Linked DNA regions of Homo sapiens: region 1 is linked to region 2. The links are chromatin loops, found by intact Hi-C in ENCODE. Cell type or tissue: MCF 10A. All regions are shown on one strand. Links, peaks and the distances in the headings refer to the core of each region. The heading gives the core; the rest is flanking DNA.

Evidence for each region. Hi-C counts contacts between places; a loop is a spot of excess contacts. Peaks named below come from ENCODE experiments on the same cell type or tissue, not always from the same donor. Only the 100,000 strongest peaks of a DNase experiment are listed, where the experiment ranks them.
Region 1: it touches region 2 in a loop (2.6-fold over the local background); 1 of 110 quality-filtered maps calls a loop at or near these places.

The regions. Positions count from the first base shown.
Region 1 is chr5:133,286,629-133,297,313 of GRCh38, forward strand. The region is part of intron 6 of FSTL4 (follistatin like 4); the gene reads right to left. Among named protein-coding and RNA genes, the nearest start is that of FSTL4-AS1, 36 kb to the left of the region's middle. In MCF 10A, for the core only: no CTCF peak of the experiment used is centred there; DNase peaks (open chromatin) are centred at 3,523 and 5,863.
Region 2 is chr5:133,454,594-133,465,278 of GRCh38, forward strand. All of the region lies in intron 3 of FSTL4 (follistatin like 4), which reads right to left. Among named protein-coding and RNA genes, the nearest start is that of MIR1289-2, 32 kb to the left of the region's middle. RefSeq lists an enhancer at 2,829-4,028. In MCF 10A, for the core only: a CTCF peak has its summit at 5,761 (motif pointing left); a DNase peak (open chromatin) is centred at 5,728.

The DNA of each region.
Region 1 (10,685 bases), core at 2,871-7,870, 170 kb before region 2:
TTGGGGACCCTCCACTATGCATCTGAAGCAAGGTAGGACTGCAGGCAGGGGACTTAGGGAGGGCTTCCTGGAGGAGGTGGCATCTGAGCTGGCCCACAGTGGACTGCAAGGATCCTAACAAGCAGATCAGCCTTCTTTGCTGCTTTTTGGAAACAATTTTGTTTCTCTCTGTTTTTACTTTAAGTGTCTGTGAGCGTCTGGAAGTTTTAAGACACACTGATCGCCTCAATGCTGCCCTCAGACCACATCTCTCCATGGGGCTTGAATGGAGAATTTTCAATCCCATAAAAAGAAAACCTAATTTGAGAAGTACTGATTGTAAATATCATTCTGTCTCTCTTACTTAAAAACAAACCCTTGACTCTAGGCAGCCCCTGCATTGCCTGGTTGCATTCCCATCTTTATGTTCACAAGTCCAAATACCAGTGCTTTTCAGGCAGAAATCCTCTGCTTTCAGTGTGTTAAAGCTTTGTAGGTTGGCCGGACGCGGTGGCTCACGCCTGTAATTCCAGCACTTTGGGAGGCTGAGGCGGGTGGATCACAAGGTCAGGAGATCGAGACCATCCTGGCTAACATGGTGAAACTCCGTCTCTACTAAAAATACAAAAAATTAGCCAGGTGTGGTGGCGGGCGCCTGTAGTCCCAGCTACTCGGGAGGCTGAGGCAGGAGAATGGCATGAACCCAGGAGGTGGGGCTTGCAGTGAGCTGAGATCGCACCACTGCACTCCAGCCTGGGTGACAGAGCGAGACTCCATCTCAAAAAAAAAAAAAAAAATGCTTTGTAGGTGACTATTCTACCGAGGAGGTGAACACTATTGCTGGGAGTCTGTGAATGACAGCTGCATGCACATCTCTTAAATCAGCAGTGGCTCAGGATGCTACCTGGGTGCTGGCCTATGATGGAGGCCGCAGTTGGGTCATTTCATTTCCTAAGATGCAGGCATAGGCATCCCAACCAGCTCAGCCCTGGATCTGCTTCTCCCCTGCCCAGAGCTTTGGATGGCTGTTCTTGGCCTCTCATTCCAGGCCTCTATAGTCTGACTGACCTGACACTGTGGTCCCCACTGCCTCCTGCTGCCCGCACTCTGCTCTAGGATGACAGCAGTGCCGTTTCTTGAATGTATTCTGTGTCCTCCAGCCTCAGTGTCTTTCTTTGCTCCCACTGTTCTTCCTGCCCTTTACTCCAATCACACACATCCTTCTGGATGCCATTCAAATGCCAAACACCACCTCCTCCAGGGAGCCTGCCTTCCATGACTGCCACATCACAAGCACTCTGCATCTCTCCCTCATGCCTTATCCCCAATCTCCTGCCTCAGGAAAGCAGAGAAAGGCTGTTTGTTTTGGACTTGGACTTGCCTGGATTTAATCCCAGCTGTGCTATTGCCCAACCTCAGTCATCTCATCTGTAAACTGGGGTTACTAATAGTACCTGTTTGAGGACTGAACTACATATAATATAAATGATTTAACGTAGTGCCTGGCACAAAGTAATGCCTCAGTAAAGAACAATTATTATTTTAAAAAATGATTAATGTATTTTGAGTATTCCAGCCCCACCTCTTACTAACTAGGTAGCCCTGGGAGTGAGTGACTTAACCTTTCTGAGGGTGGGGCTTTGCGGACTCTGCAGGCCTTAGATGAGAGTTTTGGAGACAGGCTGCAGGGGCCCTGTAGTAGAGGCCCCTCTGTCCCGGGGGTCCCCCATGGTGGGACAGGGAGCCCCAGGCACCCTCAGCAGCACAGCCAGGGAGAGGCTGCTGCCTGCCCCTCCCAGGCCTGTCTGGGTCTGCCCAGGCCCCACTCCTGGCCCGCTCACTGAATTGAACTGTTTGGAGCGATGTTGCTGTTCATCTGGAAACAGCTTCATATTCAGTACCCACAAGACCAAACACAGACCCTGCCCAGCCACGAGGGGCTCAAAACCTGTCACAGTCACAATGCTCAGAGCCCCCAGCAAGAAACTCATCAAGATGAAGCACCAAGCTTTTAAAGAGCCTCTGCCTGAGCCCCTTGGCCCTGGATGCTGGGACAGAGCCTGCCTAGGGAGAGCCTTTGTGTCCTGGAAAGTGAAGGTAGACCCAAGGCCCCAAGGTGCCTGTGAAAAGGGCTCTGGCCTCGCTTGACTGACCTATCCGAGTGGCAGCCCCTGTCAGGACAGCTGGACAGCGCTGGAGGGGGCATCTGGGGACTAAGCATCACTCCATTTTTCTGGGTCGCATGTCCACCTTGAGAATTATTCCTCGGTTACAGGAAAACTGTCTGCTCTCTTTCTACAAAGACTGAGGTGAGGGTCTGTCAGAGGCTGCTCTCCATACCCTAGAGGTGGTGCTGTGCCATCCTCCCGTCTCTGCAGCCTGGGCTCAGAGGCACAGCCTGGCCTGGAGGAGGCCCTTGGGCAAGGGAGCTCCACAGAGTGTATGCCCCTCTTTCATGCAGCATTTCTCAGGAGCAAGGTCAGATCCCAGCTGCCCTTGGGAACTGGGATAACAGTGGGAACCTTGGGGGCTGCGAGGTCTGGAGCCTCAGGGCAAAGCAGGGCAGAGCTGAAAATGAGGTCACAACCCCAACTGCCCCGCTATTGATCTGCCCACCTTTAGCAGGTACTTAATACTGAAGGAATTATATTCTTGAATCCCCACTCCTAATCCTTCTTCTGAGCCTTTCTCTTGCCTTGAAGTAGAGCCCTTTCCTTCTCTATCTGTCCAAATATATCCCACCTTCATTCTTCAAGATCCAGCCTAAGCCCATCTTCTTCCAGGAAGCCCAGATGGTTCCACAGCACCTATCATCCCAACCCTGTGGTTTAACACTTGATATTTACATACCTCCTTCTTGCCTGGGAGCCCCACTTCCCTAGATGGGTCAGGAGCTCCTGAGAGTGGGGCCTTGGCTGCCACTTTCTCCCCTTCCTGAATGAATGACTGCATGTGTCTCCCTTCCCCAGGATCCATGCTGAAGGAAAAGGCCTCTAAGACACAGGGCAGAGGGGCAGGTGTCCTGCTGTGGTAGGCACCTGTCTTCCAGCTTGCCCAACTCTGGGACTAGTCCTGCAGCCTGTCCTGGCACAGATGTAGCCCAAAGCCTGACATTCTGCCTCCAGAGCTGCCCAAAGACCAGCACCAAGCCCTTAACTGGTAACACAACCTGATGGTACCATGTCTCAGTGATGGGTGGGGGGACTTATTTCATCTGGCTCAGCCAGGCACAGAGTTGTTTATTTCAACTCTCTTTGGCTGTCAGTTCACTTGACGAGAAACAGAAATGAAGCAATGACTTCTGAAACAAAAAGAATCTTGTCTCAATTGCATTTGTATTCAAATGGGCAAAATAAATTCCAGGGCCTTTCTGAGAGTGTGCCGGGAGTGAGGCCTGCGTGCAAAGTGGGTGCTGATGGCTCTCCATCCCCGAGAGAGTGGCCAAGATCAAGAATTCAGCCTCAGAACAAACCTTCGGCAGCCAATCTGTTAGGCAGCTGCCCAGGTGCAGCACCAGCAGGGTGTGGCCCCTCGCAAAAGCAGCCTGATGATTAATTACTGTGTCTTGCCATCCAGGACTGTGAGGAGGAGAGTGAATAAACAACAGGGAATTTTATGTACCCATGATGAGCAGGAGACAGGTGAGACTGTTTGCTGCTCTAAGTGAACAGAATGTTTGGAGCTGCATCAGAGGGCACTCGCAATGCCTGCACCTCTGCTGATGCCCTCTGCCGCCAGCACTGGGCGAATGAGGAAAATGGAGCTGGGGGCAGAGCTCCTGTGAGGGCCATCGGGGAGTCCTTGAGCCTCTGTGGCATGGAGATAAGGCAAAGCTTCCAGCCTGGGTCTTCCCTCTTCATCTGGCATCCCTGCTTCCCAGCAGGCCAGCAGCCTTGGGGAGGGGTCCCACACGGGCGACTGGGGCCCCAGGGAGTTGTACTTTCCACTGGGTCTGTGGATTATGACATGGCTATCTGAAGCCCCTGAATTTTAGCTCTAGGCATTATGCCTAGGCTGTGTGGTCTCCTAGGATGAGGTAAAGCAGGAACCACAGCAGAGGGTGGCATGTGGCCTCCAACACAGTCCCCGCCCCTGGAGCCCTCTTGGATGGCTCTAAGCACTGCCCTCAGCTCAGTGACCTCAGCACACTTGGGGATGGACAGGCCGGCAGACAGGGGCCCATGGCTCCAGGCCACCTGCCTTTGGCCCGCGGTCCCTCGCCTGCAATGTGGGCTGCTTCTTTTCAACATGACCCCCTGTGGGACCCCACTGAAATGACAATACAGCTGAATGCTGGCCAGCCCGTCAGGGAGGAGATCGAGCCCAGTGAGTCCGCAGTGCTGGGCTTCCCACTCTTGTGCCGCATCTCCCAGCCCCTCAGTCTCCCTAGAGCCTCCGTCTCCGACTCCCCACCCATCTCCTGAGCCTGCGCTCAAGGTCACGTGCAGCTCTCAAAGACTCAACCGCCCACTTGGAAGCACTTAACAATCCGATTACAAAAGAAGTACAATGGGAAGGGGGAAAGTATGTTGGTGAGACAGGAGACACAGGAGGGGAGGGGAGTTTGGGGGAAGAGCGGGCCGTTGAGTCACACTAAGTGTGTGGTGCCTCTAAGTAATGACCCTTGGACCTCTTGGTCCCCTTGGACCTTAGGGACTTCTGAAGACCTGGTGCTGGAAACCTCATGTCTGGAGGCGTGGGTGGGACAAGACCCTCCCCAGGGCAGAGTAAATTGAGGGGAGCAGCGCACCTGAGTGTCTCAGACAGGCCCTCCATCTGTTTTTGTAAATCAGGTTTTACTGGAACACAGACACATTCATTTGTTTACATTTTATCTACAGCTGCCTCACGTTGCAATGTCAGAGTTCAGTGGCTGTGGTAGACACTGTATGGCTTACAAGGCCTAAGATGCCTACATCCTGGCTCTCTACCAAGAAAGTGTAAGGGGCTGGCAGGGGAAAGGAGCTCACTTTCAAATAAGATGGAGAACAGGTGGCCAAAAAGGTGGAGAGCAAATGAGCGTCTCAAGGAGGGAGAGGTCCGGAGGGCCTGATCTGCAGAGAGGTCAGACTGGATAAAGATAGGAGTGTTCTCTGCCTAAGCCAACCGCAGGGCAAGAGTGACCTGTTGCAGGCCTCAGTTCCTGTACAGGTGTAGGGGAGGTGGGGAGGGTGTGGACGGAGCACAGAGGGAAGCCAGGGGTCAGGATGAAGGCCATGGAGTTGATGAGAAGAGCCAGCCTTTCTGAAGATGCTTGGCTAGTTCAGTGGGAGGGGAGAGGGCTGTGGGCCATAGGGTACATGTTTTAATCAGCAAGCCCTGCGATTTCAGACCTAAGCCTTGAACACTTTTCTAAAATATCAGAGACTGCTTTCCTACCTTGGTTACAACTGTCCAGCAGCTTCCCAGACTTGGCCCTGCCAGGCCTTGAGTCTCCACCCAGCCCATGGAGATGGGCACTGGCAGATGGAGGATCGCAGAGAGAGGGGAGTGGCAGACCAAGGGCAGACCCTTGGGGTCGTGCTGCCCTGGTACTTCCCGAGCCTGGGTCAACTCGCCAGTTCTTTCTCCATCTCTGACCCCTTTTCCACACCAGAATGCAGAAAACAAGTCCACCTTGCCATGCAGCCTTCTCTGACCCGTGGCTCCCAACCCTTCCTCCTGGGGCTGCACTAGCCTCTGGGTTCTCTTTGTGGCACAAGAGCTCAGACCACCAGGCCTGCCTGGAAGGGGCCAAGGGGTGTGAACCATGCCCTTTCCTCCAGGCCCCAGTCCTCCTGCCTCTACATGCTACCTCCCAAGGCTGTGCCTCCCTGCCCCTACCTCGCACAGCTTGAGCACAGTGGCCGCTCCAGGAGGGGTTGAGTCAGCCCACTGGCCTCCTGGGGTGTGCCATCATGATTCATCACAGTGGTGCCACAGCTAGGCCTGAGGCCCACCTGTGAATCAAAAAAAAAAAAAGAAAGTGTGAAGTAGCAAACTCATCATTTGAGACTCTCATGCTTCCTGAGATGAGATGATTCCCATTAAAAAAAACCTTCATTTTCAGAAAATCCATGTTCACAGCTTGCTCTGTAGAGCCTGCCCCCACAAGTTATGATTTATATTTTATTATAAGGTGAAAAGAGACAAAAAAAAAATCCTCACAAGGGAAAAAAAAAAGCCCACTGACTCTTTACAGCAACTCCCAGGGCATTTGATTTAAAGGGACATTGTCATCTTTAATGTTTTCATTCCGAGGAATTAGAGAGCGCCACTGTGATAATTTAGAAGCTCCTGATTTAAGGGGCAGCCTTCGTGGTCTAGCTTCACTGTATTTCCCTTTTTATGATTCCAGAGAGTATTTTCTGAGAGATAACAATGTTGGGTGATATTTCTCCTTCGTCAGGTGGAGGCCTGAGAAGAAAATTAAAAGAGATCCTTTCTTCTCCCCTCTGTGGGGCCAGGCTATGGACTGCGGAGGACCGTCACAGCCACCTCCCGCCACTCCATCTCCACAGGGCCTGACCCTGCCTTCCGGCACCCCCAGAGCTAAGAAGGAGAGGCAGGCGGCCATCTTGGCCCTGTGGCGAACTCTCGGAATGGTCTTCACTGTTCAGCTCCTTCTCTCCCAACCGCCACCCCACGCAAGGGCCACAAGAGCCTCCCAGAATCATCTTTCTTTTTGTGCCCTTTTCTGTTCCCACTTTTGCATCTGTGTTCAGGTCTTCTACAGTCTCTGGAGTTTCCTAGTCCTCACTCTTCCCTGTGGGTGTCTACAGGTCGGTCCTCCTCAAACTGACTTTGACCACACCCTCCATGCTTCCCTGGCTTCCTTGACATGCCCAAACTCTGTGGCCTGCATGTCTTTGGCAGAGAATGCTCTGTGTTCACCTCAACCTGCATCCATTCCCTCCTGTGGACACAGCTGGACTACATTTCCCAGCTCTTCCTGTAGTTGAGGCATCCATATGACTGAGTTCTGGCCAGTGGAATGTGTCAGGAGGGATGGGTGCAAGGGCTTTGCTGGGCTCCAAAACAGCTCCTGCAAGCCTCTCTACTCTCTCCATCCTACTGTATACCGGCCAGATGCAGCATCCAGTAAAGGAATCTGAGGCCCCAGGAGACGGAAGAACCACATCCTGAAGGTGTCCGAGTCCCCATGTCACTGTGTGCACAGAAACTGAACACCAGCCTTGAGCTGTTACAGGAATGGAGAACAAATCTTTGCACTAATAAATATTGCACTAAGCCCCTGAGATTTGGGGGTTGTGTGTGATTGCATTTAGCTCCCTAACACACGCCCTTGCTGTTATCGTTCTAATCCCTCCCTCCTGCATCATTTCTTCTCTTTTATTTGTCCATGGCACGGGACGAGTTGGCCATATTAGATGGTCTGGAGCCTTCCCATCTGTTCTTACGCTTAGGCTGTTGCCTCTGACTGGGATGCCTTTTCCCACTCCCATACCTGCCTGTGAAATCCCATCGTGCCCTCCTTTGTGAAGACTAATAGCATTATTTTGCTTAGCTGTGTTACACCCTCCTCTCAGTTTCCATGGCGTTCTTTTGGCAACCGTCCCACAGCCTTTTGCCTTGTTTTTGCACACGTCTTGTTTTCCCATAGAAGAGTGGACTCCCTGGGGCCAGGGACCAAATCTTACTCATGGTCAACCTGTCTGTGTTGGAAGGTACTCTGTGTGGTGTCCAGGGTGTTAATTTTGGAGGACATCCCCTGATTTGAGTTTCATCTCTACCACCACGTGCAACTTTTTGATGCCTCCGTTCCTCTTCTGTAAAATGGGCATAAAAAGAGACCCTGCCTCAGAGAACCTGCTCTCAGGGAGAAAGGGAAACCCCCGTGCATGCTCCACGTGCCACCCACCGCCCCTCTTTGCTGCAGTCACCTGCTGACTCTGGGTTATGCCCCACCCCATTTCCTGTGTTGTAGCCTATGGCTAACAGCAGTCTCCCTTATATGCCACCTGTGTAAGTGCCAGGTGATTTAAACATCCAAGTTGATTACCTGCCAACTCTCCACCTTACAGGTGGCCATATCCTGGAGTCCAGACACTGTCATTACAAATTATAGCAGCCTGAAAACTCATATCTACAGGCATCCTACTCTCTGATCACCTCCCATCTCTTCTGGTTTATTCTGTCTGGTATCCAGACTCCAAGAATTCTTCAGCCCCACCGGGAATCTACTGACCAACTGTATGCCTGTCACCTGTGGTGATGTTGCTTCCTCCTTACCATGGAATTCCATGGAATTTAAATCACTGGAATGATACTGTTGCACACACTCAATTCCCTTACCCTCTCTTGACAACCCTCCAGCCCTGGTGAAATCTGTCTGGGTGCTGTCTGCTTATACCCGGGTAGCTGAACATGCTGGGGAAACGGCCACCCTGCTGACTAGTCTCACTTTGGATTCAGGACTAGGGCCCTCAAGTGGGTCCCGAAAGCTGCCCAAAGATCACTCCGCCTCCTCTGCATCTGTCCCTCTTTCACTCTCCTACACAATCGTTCCCGACCTTCTTCTCCCTCCTCAGACTTCCACATCTCTTCCCTTATCCTCACGCTCAGCCATGACCTTGCTTCCTGATTCACTGAGAAAACAGACGTCTGCACACGCACCCACCACACCGACCCACCCATCTCTGTCGGTTCACACTCTCAGGCTTCTTTCCTGTTAACTGGGTCTGCCGCCCATCCATCTAAGACAATCCCCAACCTGGGCCCTGGATTCCACCTCCCCTCGCCTACTCAAAGAAGTCATCTGGTTGTACTGCCTCTTCCTTCCACAGCCTCAGTTTCCCCTTTCTACTTGACTCTGCTCATCCACAGACATGCCGGTTGCTCACGTGTGTTTGCAAAAGCCTTCTTGGCCCTGCTATCCTTTTAGCTACTGCCCTATTCTGTTCTTTGCTGCAAAACTCCTCAGAAGATTTATCTTCATTTAGTTTCTCCAGTTCCTTTCTTCCCACTCCATCTTAAACCCAATCCAATGAGACTTTTGTACCCTCTCCCATCCCACTGCGTGGAAACTGCCTTTCAAGCCGAAGACCTCCAAATGACTAATACAAGTCTCTTTTCTTTGTCCTCATCTTAACTGAGCTTTCAGCACTTGGGACAGCTGACCGCTTCCTGACTCACTCTTCTCTTGGCTCCTAGGACATTGCACTTGCCTGGGTTTCCTCCCACCACTCTGGCATCTTCCTCTCATTCTCTTTTGGGGCTCCCACTCCTCTTCCTGACCTCTTCCCATCAGAGGCTCTTAGGGCTCTGTCTTGGCTTCTCTTCTCTATCCACATTCACCTACTCAGTGATCTCATCCAACTCAGAGCTTTAAATGCTGTCAGTATGCTAAGGGTTTCCAAGTTTCCATCTTCAGCCTAGCCCTCTCCTCGTCTATCCAACTGCCTGTTCAACACTGCCACTTGAATGTCTGATAGCATCTCAAACTCAGTATGCCCCCAAATTAACTCCTGATCTTCCCTCCCAAACCTCCTCCACCCATGGTCTCCTCTGTCTCAGTTAATGGCAACTCCATCCTTCCAGTCCTCATGCCCAAAACCCTGGAGTTATCCTGGACTCCTTTCTTTTCTAATAACCACATGCAACTCATCAGCAAATCTCTTTGGCACCGCCCTTCAGAATATACCCATGATCCAGCCTCTCCTCACCACCATCGTGCCCATTAGCTGAATTATTGCAACAGCCTCCTAACTTGTCTACATGCTCCTACTTTTGCCCTGTAACAGTCTTTTCTCAAAACAGCAGCCAAAGTGCTTCCTTTAAAATATAAAGTCAGATCACATCCCTTCTCGACTTGAAGCCCTCCAATAATCTAGTTTCACCCATTGTGAAAACAAAAGTGCTTAGGTTAGCTTCCAGGGGCCCCCAGGACCTTTGACCCTGCCCCCAGCTTCCCATACCACTCCTACCATCAGACCTATTTTTACCTAGGGGGCTAGGACACATCTTCCCCCAGTGACTGCGTGGCGAGTGCCCTCACCCCTTCAACACCTGGCTCACATAGCCCCTCTGGATGAGGCTTTCCCTGGGCTATCGTATTTAATTTTGCCCACCCCTGCCCTGCCCTGCCCTACCCTGCCCTCTGTGTTGCTGTTCTCAAAAGTACTACCCACGTTGTAATCTACGCATCCATTGTTGTTTATCTGTGTCTCCTCCCTGTAATACAAGTTCCGTGAGGGCAAGAGTTTTTGTCTGTGTTGAAACCTGTTGAATTTCTGCAGCCTAGAACAGCTCCTGCCAGGAAGTATTTGTGTGAATGACCGCACACTGCCTCCAGGGCTAAGCACTTTTCACCTGCAGGCCTGCCTTGGGGGCTGGGGCTGGTGGGCACACTGCAGCCTCAGGTGTAGGTTCTGAGGGGGCACCTCTAAGGTCACATGGGCAGGGAGTACCTGCCTACCTTGATGGTATCAGGAAGTCTTCCAGAGTTCATAATTGCACCCTTTGATGGAAGGCATTTTGAAAAAAAGCTCTCTACAGGAGAAAAAAGGACAATTTTTCATGTCAAATAGTGTTACCAAAAAAACTGATTTTGCACAAATGGTATCCTACGTGCAGGATCTCAAAGCATTTTGCAAATGCGTATTAATTGGTTATTACAACATCCCTGCCAGACAGAGGAAGAATCAACCTCCTGAATAAGAAGAGAACACTTGGTTTTCATGATTAAATCAGGCACAAAGATGGAA
Region 2 (10,685 bases), core at 3,062-8,061:
GGCGGCATTTCTCTCACCATGGAATCACACGTTAGCTGGGAACATTTGAAGGGAATTCATGAGGCAGCCGAGCGCGAGTCACGATGGCTGCCCCGCTCTGTGATAAGCCACCACCCACATTCTGTTGACCTAGAATTTGTCTGTTCTGAATACCACACAAAGTTTGCCAGTCACCCTCTGGGGCTTGAAGGCTCTTTTTCTTTTCTGTGGGGGGTGGTCCCTCAGCAACCAGACCAGGCCTGCAATTTCTGAGACCCCAAGATGTGTGGGCTCCTAAAGCATTCTCTCCTATCACAGGGGTCTCCTCATGGCATTTCATTTTAGAGTTTTCTCTGTTGACAATCTCCTTCACAAACTGAGATCGCCTTGAGGGCAGGGCCTTGTCTTGTTGACTCGGTGCCCCACTCCCAGCCCAGTACTTGGTGCAGAGTAGCCCTCACTCAACATGGGTTGGTTAAATGAAGGCATGAGTGTCAGGCTCCATACTAAAGGAGGAGGGTAGAGAGATGAGGGAGACGTGGCCCCTGCCTTGGGAGGTTTGTGGTTGAGTTGAGGAAGAGTGGAGAGGGAGAGGTGCACATGGCACATTCAGTAATCTCCCCATGTTTAGATTTCCTCCTCTTTATTCCTTCATCTACCCAGGCTCCTCTTCTTGGTACTTCCTAGCCTTCCTGCTTTAGAAAAAGGACAAACTCATCCTATGAAAATGCTGGGCAATTATCTTGAGAGGTATTTTTATTTCCCAAGAAAATAATAGGCAAGGAAACGCTGAACCCATAAGAATGAATGAGAGCATTTCTGGCATAGTAACTTCTGGGCGAAGGTAAAACATTGCAACTGCTACCGATAACACAGCAAAAGATAAAATAAATTTGTTTTTTAAGCATATATATATATATATGTGTACCTCATTGATTACATTTCTTAACATACATTGATTGCGTTTTCAAATACCTGCTAGAAAGGCCCAGGCATGCAGACTTAGCCAGCTGAAGCTGACAAGAGAGGGTCTTTGAAAGAGGCCTGCAAAAGAGAAATGTCTAGATGGAGAGAAAAGAAGGAAAATCCCAAGGGAAGTTTTATGTCAGCTCAAGACCATATTCAAGGAGGCTTCAAGAGCAAAATGATACTTAAGGTCTTAGAAGAGAAGTGAATGGTCAAAAGGCAAAGGGTTGGTGACATGGAATTATGAACAAGACTCCTGGCCTGGTGCCCACACTCCACCACAGCCTGAGGACATGGACTTCTGCAAACCTGTGCTGGCCTCCTGCTCCCTTGCCAGGAAGGGAATGCCTCCAGCCTGGGCTAGCACCCAGAAGTTCATGTGCATGCTCCCTCTGAACCCACAGGGAGGCTCCTGGAGGTCTGACAGTCGCCGAATACTTCTAGGTTCCCAGCTCTCGTAGTGTCTTGTCATCAGCAAGTTCTACTTGCTACGTGTAAGGCAGGGGAGGGCGTTCTGGGGATAGTAAGTTAGCAATGCAGGTATTTCCTGTAAAGAGCCTCAGCCATGTGGATCAGTCTTTTGGGCATAATGTCCTGGTTATATTAGGACCCCAGGGACTCTTGGAGGAGCTCCTCAGGGTCCTTCTGTATCTCTGATTTCTGCAGCACATCATTCACTGACTCACACATGCACATACACACACCCTAGCCCAAACCTCCTGGTGGGTGGAGATGAAGCCCACTGGCTGTGAAGCTGGCCGTCCTGAGACAACAAGTGGGCCATGCTCGGACTGGACGCCAACTTAGGCCTTGTGATAGCTTTGGCTTCTACTTTTTGCTTTAGCTTTGATGTGCTCTGGGTTACACACTTGGCTAGTGAGCCCTGCTTTTGGGGGATGGTCACCCTCCCCTTTCTTCAGTGTAGCTTACGCATTAGTCCAGCTTAGGGAGGGGGAAAACCAGCTGATTCTCTGCCTGCTGCCTACACTGCCTTCAAGACCCAGACACAGGCTTTCCCTGCTGAGGCCAACAGCCCTTGGTGGTCACTGGCACTTTGGGTTAGGACCCAATAGTATGAAGCTTTCTTTCTTTCCTTTTTTTCTGAAGACTTGTCAATGGTCAAGGCACATCATACAAAGTTGTACTTAAAAAAACAAAACAAAACAAAACAAAACAAAACAAAAAACCCTGAAGCACAAGTAACACACCACATAAGCATGCAATTTTCTTCACTATGGTTTTGCCCCAGCATAGGAACGAGCCCCCAACTATCTGTGACATGAATGGTTCTGAGTTGAGAAGAGCTGGGAGCACACACAGCCTGGCTGCACCCAGAGGATGCCCCAGGAAACCTGTCTGCTTCCTACCTCTGGTCCATTTGTGCCCTGCTGACTTTTTGAATTTTTGCCCTTCAGATCTCTACACAGTACAGGAACTTGCTGAAAGACCTCATGAAATATGACTGGTGAGATTCCATTCCTCTGACCCTCAGCAAGGATGGAGCTAAATGCACTGGGTGGAATTTACAACCTATAATTTTCTGTAACATTTTTCCTGGAGTGGGGAGATAGAGAAAGAAAAAAAAAAAGAAGAAGAAAAAAAGAAAGCTAAGAGAAGGAAATATAATTTCAATTCATTCATGATTTATCTATTCCCTCCCTGTGGCTGCAGGGGAATTTTAACTCGGTTGCAAAATGGCCTGGTTGTGCAAGATGCCACATGCCATGGAACTGCAAACAGCATGCGCACGTTAACCTTTCCTTTGCTGGCTGCTTCCAGCCTTTCACCCTGCTGCTACCTGGCCTGACATTTTATAGATTTCAGCAACTGGGCAGGATATCACGGGCCTTCTGGAGCACACAGGTGGGTGGTACCTGGTATGCATAGACTCACCCCTTTCCCCGCACAAACAAAACTCTGTAGCCAATGTGAAACAGAATGTTTGAAATCTGTGTCCTTTCCACTTCTGCTGCTTTCTCCTTTATCCAATGCCTTTCCTTTGAAATGCTGTGAAGCCCTGAAGGGATGCGAGTGAGCTGTGAAGAGGAGCCTCTTAGAATTGTCAGTTTCATGTTAGCCAGCCAAGGCAGCGGGGCCAATCAAACGCTTCTCAGCTGCCTGTGTCATTTGCACTGATGGGCTCCACCTACAAAGGAGTCGTCAGCATCTCAAGTCTGCATTGCCCCACTTGGTGTAACAAAGCCCTTCCCCATACATTTCCCCATTCAATCTGCTTCTGCCATTTAATCAAGCATTCTTTAACTTCCAGAAGAAAAGGGAACACAGTGACCTTGGAAGGAGTGGATGAGGCCATTAATCAATGGTCTCTGCATGTAAATGAGGAGCAGCCAATTCCTACAGCTGAGCATCAGATTCCAATTAGTGCACAAGACCGAGTCCGGGAGGAAGGGGTTAATGTCAAATGTCACCAGGCAGAAGAAACACAGGAAAATTCATTCCCATAGCCTGGCCTCCGACAAGCATCTATCTATCTATACGTTCAGCTGAACTTTCCTTTCCCATTCTGCGCAGTGAACAGTCATTGTTTAAAAATGTCATGATAATAATCAGCTTTTGCGGCAAAGATATGAAAAATGTATTTTAAGATCAAAAGGATGATATTGTCTTCCAGCAGATTACACATTCCGCCCACAGAAAAGGCTAATCTGATGTCCTCAGAGAGGAAATAGGTAAACATTTTCAACATTATCACCATCTGTGTTTCATTTCTTTGGGCCTGCTCAAGAAAAAAGTTATTTATGTATTAATAAAAAAGAATGATTTTGTCCTTCAGAAAATGGTAATGGCAGCCTTGAAATATCTGCCTTGGGTTTTACAATCCCAGCTGTGTATGCCCAGGAAGAAACAGGGATGCCATCAGCTCACCTCCTTGGGTAGTGAGCCTCCTTCCTCCCCGTTCTCTGTCTTCATCCCAAATTGAAGTTAGGTCTGGCATTGGCCAAGGCAGCATCTCATCCCATGTATTTCATGAGGAGAGAATAGGCTTCCTTAATGGGAATGCCAGAGAGGTGCCCTGGGGTTGGAATCCCCGTCCTTCTGCATCTGGCAAGCCACATGTCCTCTCTGGGCCTGGGTCCCATCTGTGGACTGGGGATGGCCTGGCCTCATGGGAATGCCCCCAGATGATGGGCAACTGTTTTCCAGTTACCAGGGCCTCACAGACACAAGCACTGGCATCACTGTTGTCTGTGGGAGTATTATCACCAAACACAAGGTGGGAGAGGAGGAGGGAAGGATTGAGTGCTGTAAAACCTGCAACCTTTTAGATTGTTTCAAGCGTTGGCTTGGACAGCCTCCTGTGAAGGCCCCATCACATCCTCCAGGAGCTCTGGAGCAGCAGGGGGTAGGGTGCACACACACCTGTTGTAGACGGGGACGGAGGAGAGGCGCAGCGGACATTAGACACCCCAGCTCCCATGGCCTCTGAAAGTCAGGCTGGTGCTGATGGATGGCTCAGACCTCTGCCTTAGAGGTATGGTGTCACTGCCCCCACCTCCAACAGACCCCACCTGCCTCTGGAAGCAGGAGGGCATGTGTGGGGCTGAAGGCTCTCGGGAAGCTTTCAGCCAGCAGTCTTCCAGAAACTGCAGAGATTCCACTGTTTTTCCCCATTTCCTTGGGCCTGAGAGGCTGAAGCAAAGGGCACATATGTTTATTCTGAGGCTAAAAACAAAGAGCAAAGCAAACCCACCGACAGTCCCCGAGAGTGCTTTCCCTTTCCACCACCCTGGGGTCCGTGCAGGGCAGCCCTTCCTCCAAAGCAGTGGAGAGGGAAGCCCCCATCAGCCACCACCCATGAAGAGTCTGCATGTGGAATTAATAGCATACCAAGAGTCACTCAGTATTTAGGACAATTAAATATGACGAGGATTAGATTTTTTTAATTCCAGGTTAAAAAAAACCCACTTATTTAGAACTTCAAGTGTCAATATAAAATAATGTTTTTTTAAAAATTGTTTTGCTCTCAAAAATCTACCTTAGAGTTGAGTAAATTAAATATTCAATTAGCAGATATTATCAAACATCTGCAGAGGAGACTGTGGAGAATTAACAACAAAGCAAAACCAAACAGACAGTCCTTGTCCTCCAGCAGTTTGTAGTCTGAGGCAATGGGGTCACACAGGAGAGGAAAGAGGCTGTGGGGGCCAAGGCTACCTCTCTCATGGGAGAACAGGAGACCATAAGCGTCAACTCAGGCTTTGGGAAGTGAAATGCTGTGGCGCTGAGTTTTGGGTTATCTTTGATGAACTCTGGCTTATCCACACTGGACTAGTGAGCTGTGTGTCTCACCACCCTCCCCTTTCCCTAGGCAAAGAATCATGCCACACTCTCCCCCTGCCCCTGTCATGGACACAGGGTCCTCCTTTGAGGTAGGAAAATAGGATCTGGAGGCAGGAAACACATGAGGCTGATTCACACTTCAGCTACGAAAGGAAATATCCTCCCCATAGGGTGTACGCCGAGTAAATGACTTTGTAACTTTACTTCATCCTCTTCATTTAAATAGGGTGTAAACCAAGTAACCAATGGAATCCTCTAGAGGGTATTTAAGCCCCCATAAATTCTGTAACGGGGCCCTTCAGGCCCTATGCTCAGGCCCGCTCCCACACTGTGGAGTGTACTTTCATTTTCAGTACATCTCTGCTTATGTTACTTCATTCTTGCTTTGTGCGTTTTGTCCAATTCTTTGTTCAAGACACCGAGAACCTGGACACCCTCCACCGGTAACACCTTCCCCAGTGCTCTTTCCAAGGGCAGCAACCAAGCCACCGGGGGGATGACAGCGCCACCTAGTGTGCAGCTGTCTGTCCGCCATCTGATTTTGGGGTCCCCGCTCCTCCTTGCAGGGACCACACATTTTCTGCTCCTGGTCTTTTGCAGTTTCCAGCTCAGTTAGTTTCACCTTATCATTGCTTCTCGCATGAACACACATTTCTTTTCTTTCTGTCTATGAGCTCCAGGGCTCTATTCCTAGAGAAGCCTAATAGTCGCAAGCCTCATCTCCGTTTTAAGAAGTAACAGGGCATGTTTTATAGTGAAACTGAAAAAAAGTCGACTTTCCAGTGGGGCCCAACGCTACCTAGGGGATCTGATTGTCTCTTTGGAAACTTTCTACAGGGAGTATTCACTGGGTCAGGGCAGGCCTGAATGCTAGTCACACTGCTGGCTGTGTGACTTTGGGCCAAACACCAAATTTCTCTGAGTCTCAGTTTCCTCGTTTGATAAACAAGGGCTTGAATTGAGCTCTGGCTCAAACGCCTTCCAACTCTTGCATGCTCTGAGGCTAACTTCTCATCCTCTTTCAGTTAAATCTGTTTCCTTCAGGTTACGCCAAGCAAGAGAAAATAAAGGAACAATTTCCCTTTCAGTGCTACAATTTTTCTTATAACATTGGATTCCATGATATTAATTGTATGTATAAAGTAGTTTTTAGCAACATTGAAGGTTAAATAAAGTTTTGGACACTAGTGCAGAAGTCAAACCACATTCAGGAGAATACTCCTGTGGAAAAAAATGCATTTTTGTTTTCAAAGGTCTAGATGACTGCCTAATGCTAAACTGCTGGGAGCAAAACTCTCTTGTGAGTTGTGGACTGCTTGCACAAATCACTTACTCAAATTCCATCTGTCAATGTGGCTCTGATATTAAAATTGCCAATCTAAAGGGACAATACCCTAACTAGCATGGGTTTCAATCCACGACACAATATTGGGGCCTCCATCCATCCTCCCCTGTCATAACAGACTGATTACCTCCAGAAGTGGTTCTTCAAGAACAGGGTGACTGTCACATTTTTGGCATTTTGGCCTCTTGCAAGGGACTTAATTACATTTCTAGGTAGTTTACTGGAGCTTTAAACATTTTTCTGTTCCATATCCTAACTCTACAGTGCAATCTCCCAGTTTTAGTTCACCAATGTTTGTTGCTGTAAATCTGTCCTTGAAACATCCTGGGATGAATGCAAATTTGATTTTTACTCCCTAAACAAACAAACAAACAAACAAACAAACCCTCCGAATTAGCAAAGAAATTCTACGGAAGTTACAAGCTAGGCTCTGTTGCTGACTGACTGGACATATCTGGGGCGCCCAATAAGATATTTTTCACTCCAGTGACCTTGGAGAAGGGTTGGATGCTTCATCCTTATTCACTATTCTGCTATTCATATCAAAGCATTTTATACCATTTATATGATTTATCATGCCATTTGATCAGCCTGCGTAATAAGTCTCATAAGTTATCTTCATTTGAGAACTTTACTCCCCCAACACATTTAAAAAGAAAAGACCGAGACCTAGGATGTTTAAATAAGAAAATAACTACACATTCTCACAACCACACCTCAGAACCTCCTGGCTCTCAGCAAGGATGAGACAAGCTCTAGGCCTATGCAGGTTTAGAGGAAGAGTCCTGCCAAGCACAGGCCCTGCTGCCAGCCATGATATGAGAAGTAAACAATGGTCTCAGGCAGCAAGTGGGGGCCATCTGCTTTCAAAAACCATCTGACCTCACCTGAGTCCATCACAGACACTGTCCAAAGAAGGGGCATTGGGGAGAGAAAGGTAGACACAGATCTCAAGACCACGTCCTCACTGAGGCAAGAGAGCCACGACAACTGCTTCTGTGACATGCCCCGATGTCCCCTCTGGCCCCCCAGATGATGTCTTCTCAAACAGAAAGCTGGCCAGGTGCTCACACACAGGCTTGGCACTCATAGCCCTTGAGGGGCAGGGCCTGGGAGCTTGGTCCTCCCTCTCCCCACACCCTGGAGAATTCCTAGGAAATATGCCAAGCTCTGTGTCCCTTTGGTGCCAGGGCACATGCGTGCTCTTGTTCTCACTCCAAGATGTAGAAAACACCTTAATTATCTTTCAGCCCATTAACACTCAACTCTGTGGCCCAGAATTCAATTCAACTCAAGTGGACTCAAAGTAGCACATGTGGAGGATGCAGGGGTTGACTCTGGAGCCTCCACTTCACTCCTAACGATTAATCAAAGACACTCCTGAAATCCCACTTCCATGACAACGATTGGTTCGGGAAGGAGCCGGTAGACTACCCTGGCCAGTGAAATGTGAGGAGTGCTAAGAAGGATTCTGAAGAGATAGTCTTTTTCCTTGGATGTGGGTCTGTGAGTGACTCTGCACGGTCCAGCTGGAAGGCTAAGCTGGCCCACGAAGGATGATAGAGTGGAAGGAAGCCGGCGCTTGATACTGATGATGGTTCTGAGCCTGGGGCCTGCCCTATTCATGGACTTGGCAATGTGTAAAAATAATTTTCCCTACTATTTGAGCCAGTTTGGGGCTTTCTGTAACCTAGAGAGCAGGTGACCTGACACCACACTCAGTTTCTGAGCTGCGCCTGGGCCAAGGTCTCAGAGATGGGAGACTTTGTGCTCCTGGAGTTCGCAAGCAACCAGAGTCTGGCTTCATCTTCCTTCCAAAGCCTGGCTGAGGAATGCCGTGCGAGGCAGGAAGTCTCTTCTAGGTCTCAGGGATTTGACCATCTTTACTATGCATGAAGCACCAGCAAGCAATCACGGCAGGCCCAAGGCCACGCCAGCATCCTTAGTGACTGTGTGTCAGGCCTCACAGACACTCCCTGTCCTATGAGTACCTGGTGACAGAGATTTGAACAAATTTTAGTCAGGCTTTTTTGAGCCCTCTGCTTTGCAGGGCCTAATCCTTGGTCTACTGGGCCCAGTTTTAGCAAAGAATCCTGAGAAGCCAATTTATCCAGGATCCTCCACTCTTGATATCCAATCAAGTGTCTCTTCCTCCACCTAGAAGTCTAATCAAGTTCCCCACCCCCTACACCAAACTAAGCCCTCTTGGTAATTTTCCATCCTTTCCCTTACTCCACCAGCTGTAAATCCCTACCTGTCCCTGTCGTATTTGGACTTGAGTTCAACCAAGTGTTAGAGCAATTTCTCTTCACCACTGGCCATCCATTTTCCCCTTGTACCTGTGCTTTGTGTTTCTTCTCTGGGGTGCAAACCCAGACAGCAAGGCAGGGGAAATGGTCTGTTCCCTAAAGCACACTCTCCTCCCTCATCTTTTCCTGGCTTCTCAACCTCCTAGGACAAATTTCTTACATAATCAGAGGACTGGGTTTTTCATACAGCTATGAAGATTAAAGTACAATATCCTGTGTCAAGGAGTTTGACTTTAATATATCCTGGCATAGATGACTGATAGCCTTTCCTGAGAGCAAATGAGGAGAGAGAACGAATACAAGTGACTGCATGAATGAATCAATTACTAAATGAAGGTGCTGAGCACCTGAAGGCAGGCTGGAGAATAGGAAGGACCAGCAAAGTTAGGTGGAGGCTGGGGAAGCCAAGGACTGGCTTCTTCACTGGCATTACAAATTTGGTGCAGAGCAGTTCCAAGCCTTCTTGCCAAACTATTCTTCCATGTCAGTATCGATTCATTGTTTTGAATTCAGTCTCAATCACCTCCCAAGGTGACAGTCCCTGAACCTGGAGTGTGTACTCACTGACATATCACAACTGTGATGGATCAACCGTCTCACGTCTCAAGGTGCCCTTGGATGTTCCACCTAGAAGCTCTGCTTCTGAGATGACACTTACACTAAGCAGTGTTGGGGCCGCCCCTCCCCGTCTGCACAAGACATCTGTAGCCCAGCCCTGCCTTTGCTCTATCTGAGCGCAAATCCACCAGGCCAGGTGCGGCAGTGGAGGTGCCCAGAAGAGCCCAAGTTACTAACTTGAAGGCTGCTACATTTTCCCAAGAACAAAATCACTCTTCATTGCTGAGTCCATATGCAGGTTTTTCTGGTTTAATAATGAGAAAGACAGTCCCACCCCCACACCACCAAATACCCCAAACAAAACCATAGCCCAGGCTTAAAAGGTTCCAGTTGTTCAAGGGATATCTCTCTCTCTCTTTCACAAAAGGAAAACCTTTACTGGTTTTACAAACACAGCATCAGCAGAGGGGCCGGCCTCGTGGGGAAAAGTTCATTTGACTCCTGTGGCACAAGCAACTCTCCCAGAACAGCAGCTTCCAGCACTGAGCTCATACTCCTACCTTCCCCCCATGGAGGGGAGAGGTGCAGGTCAGCCATGAAGGAGGGAGAAAGCTGCTGCAAGGAAGCCTGGGGAAAACTTGGTCCCTGGACCTGGAGGCCACACAGAGTCGAGCCAGGGAGTTGCTCACCCAGCTGCAGGATTTGATCGGGGAAATTCTCAAAGGTTATGCAAAAGAAGAGGCTGTTTTCATACTTTTTATGTATGTATTTCATACAAAATATAGCGGACTCAACTAGTAATTTAAGTGGGACCTTTCTGTGACCTTCCCTGATAGGAGCAGTCTCTACTCAACCACATCTATAATACATCCCCAAGAAGTCAGTGCTTGGCTTCCCCAACCCCCACCTACCTTTGCTGGTCCTTCCTATTTTCCAACCTGCCTTCAGGTGCTCGACACCTTCGTTTATTAATTGATTCATGCATGCAGTCACTTTGTATTTACTCTCTCTCTCTCCTCATTTGTTCTCAGTAAAGGGTATCAGTCATTTATATGAATGGTAATTTGCACATAGGGCAGTCCGGCCTGCTATCTTTGCTAGTCCCTGAAAGGCGTTGCCACATTGGTCTCCCCTGGCCTCTGCCCATGCCATGCTCACTCCTTTCTTTGCCTGGTGTTCCCTCCATTGGGAGCACCCATTCTATTTCTTACCCACCCTTCAAAGTC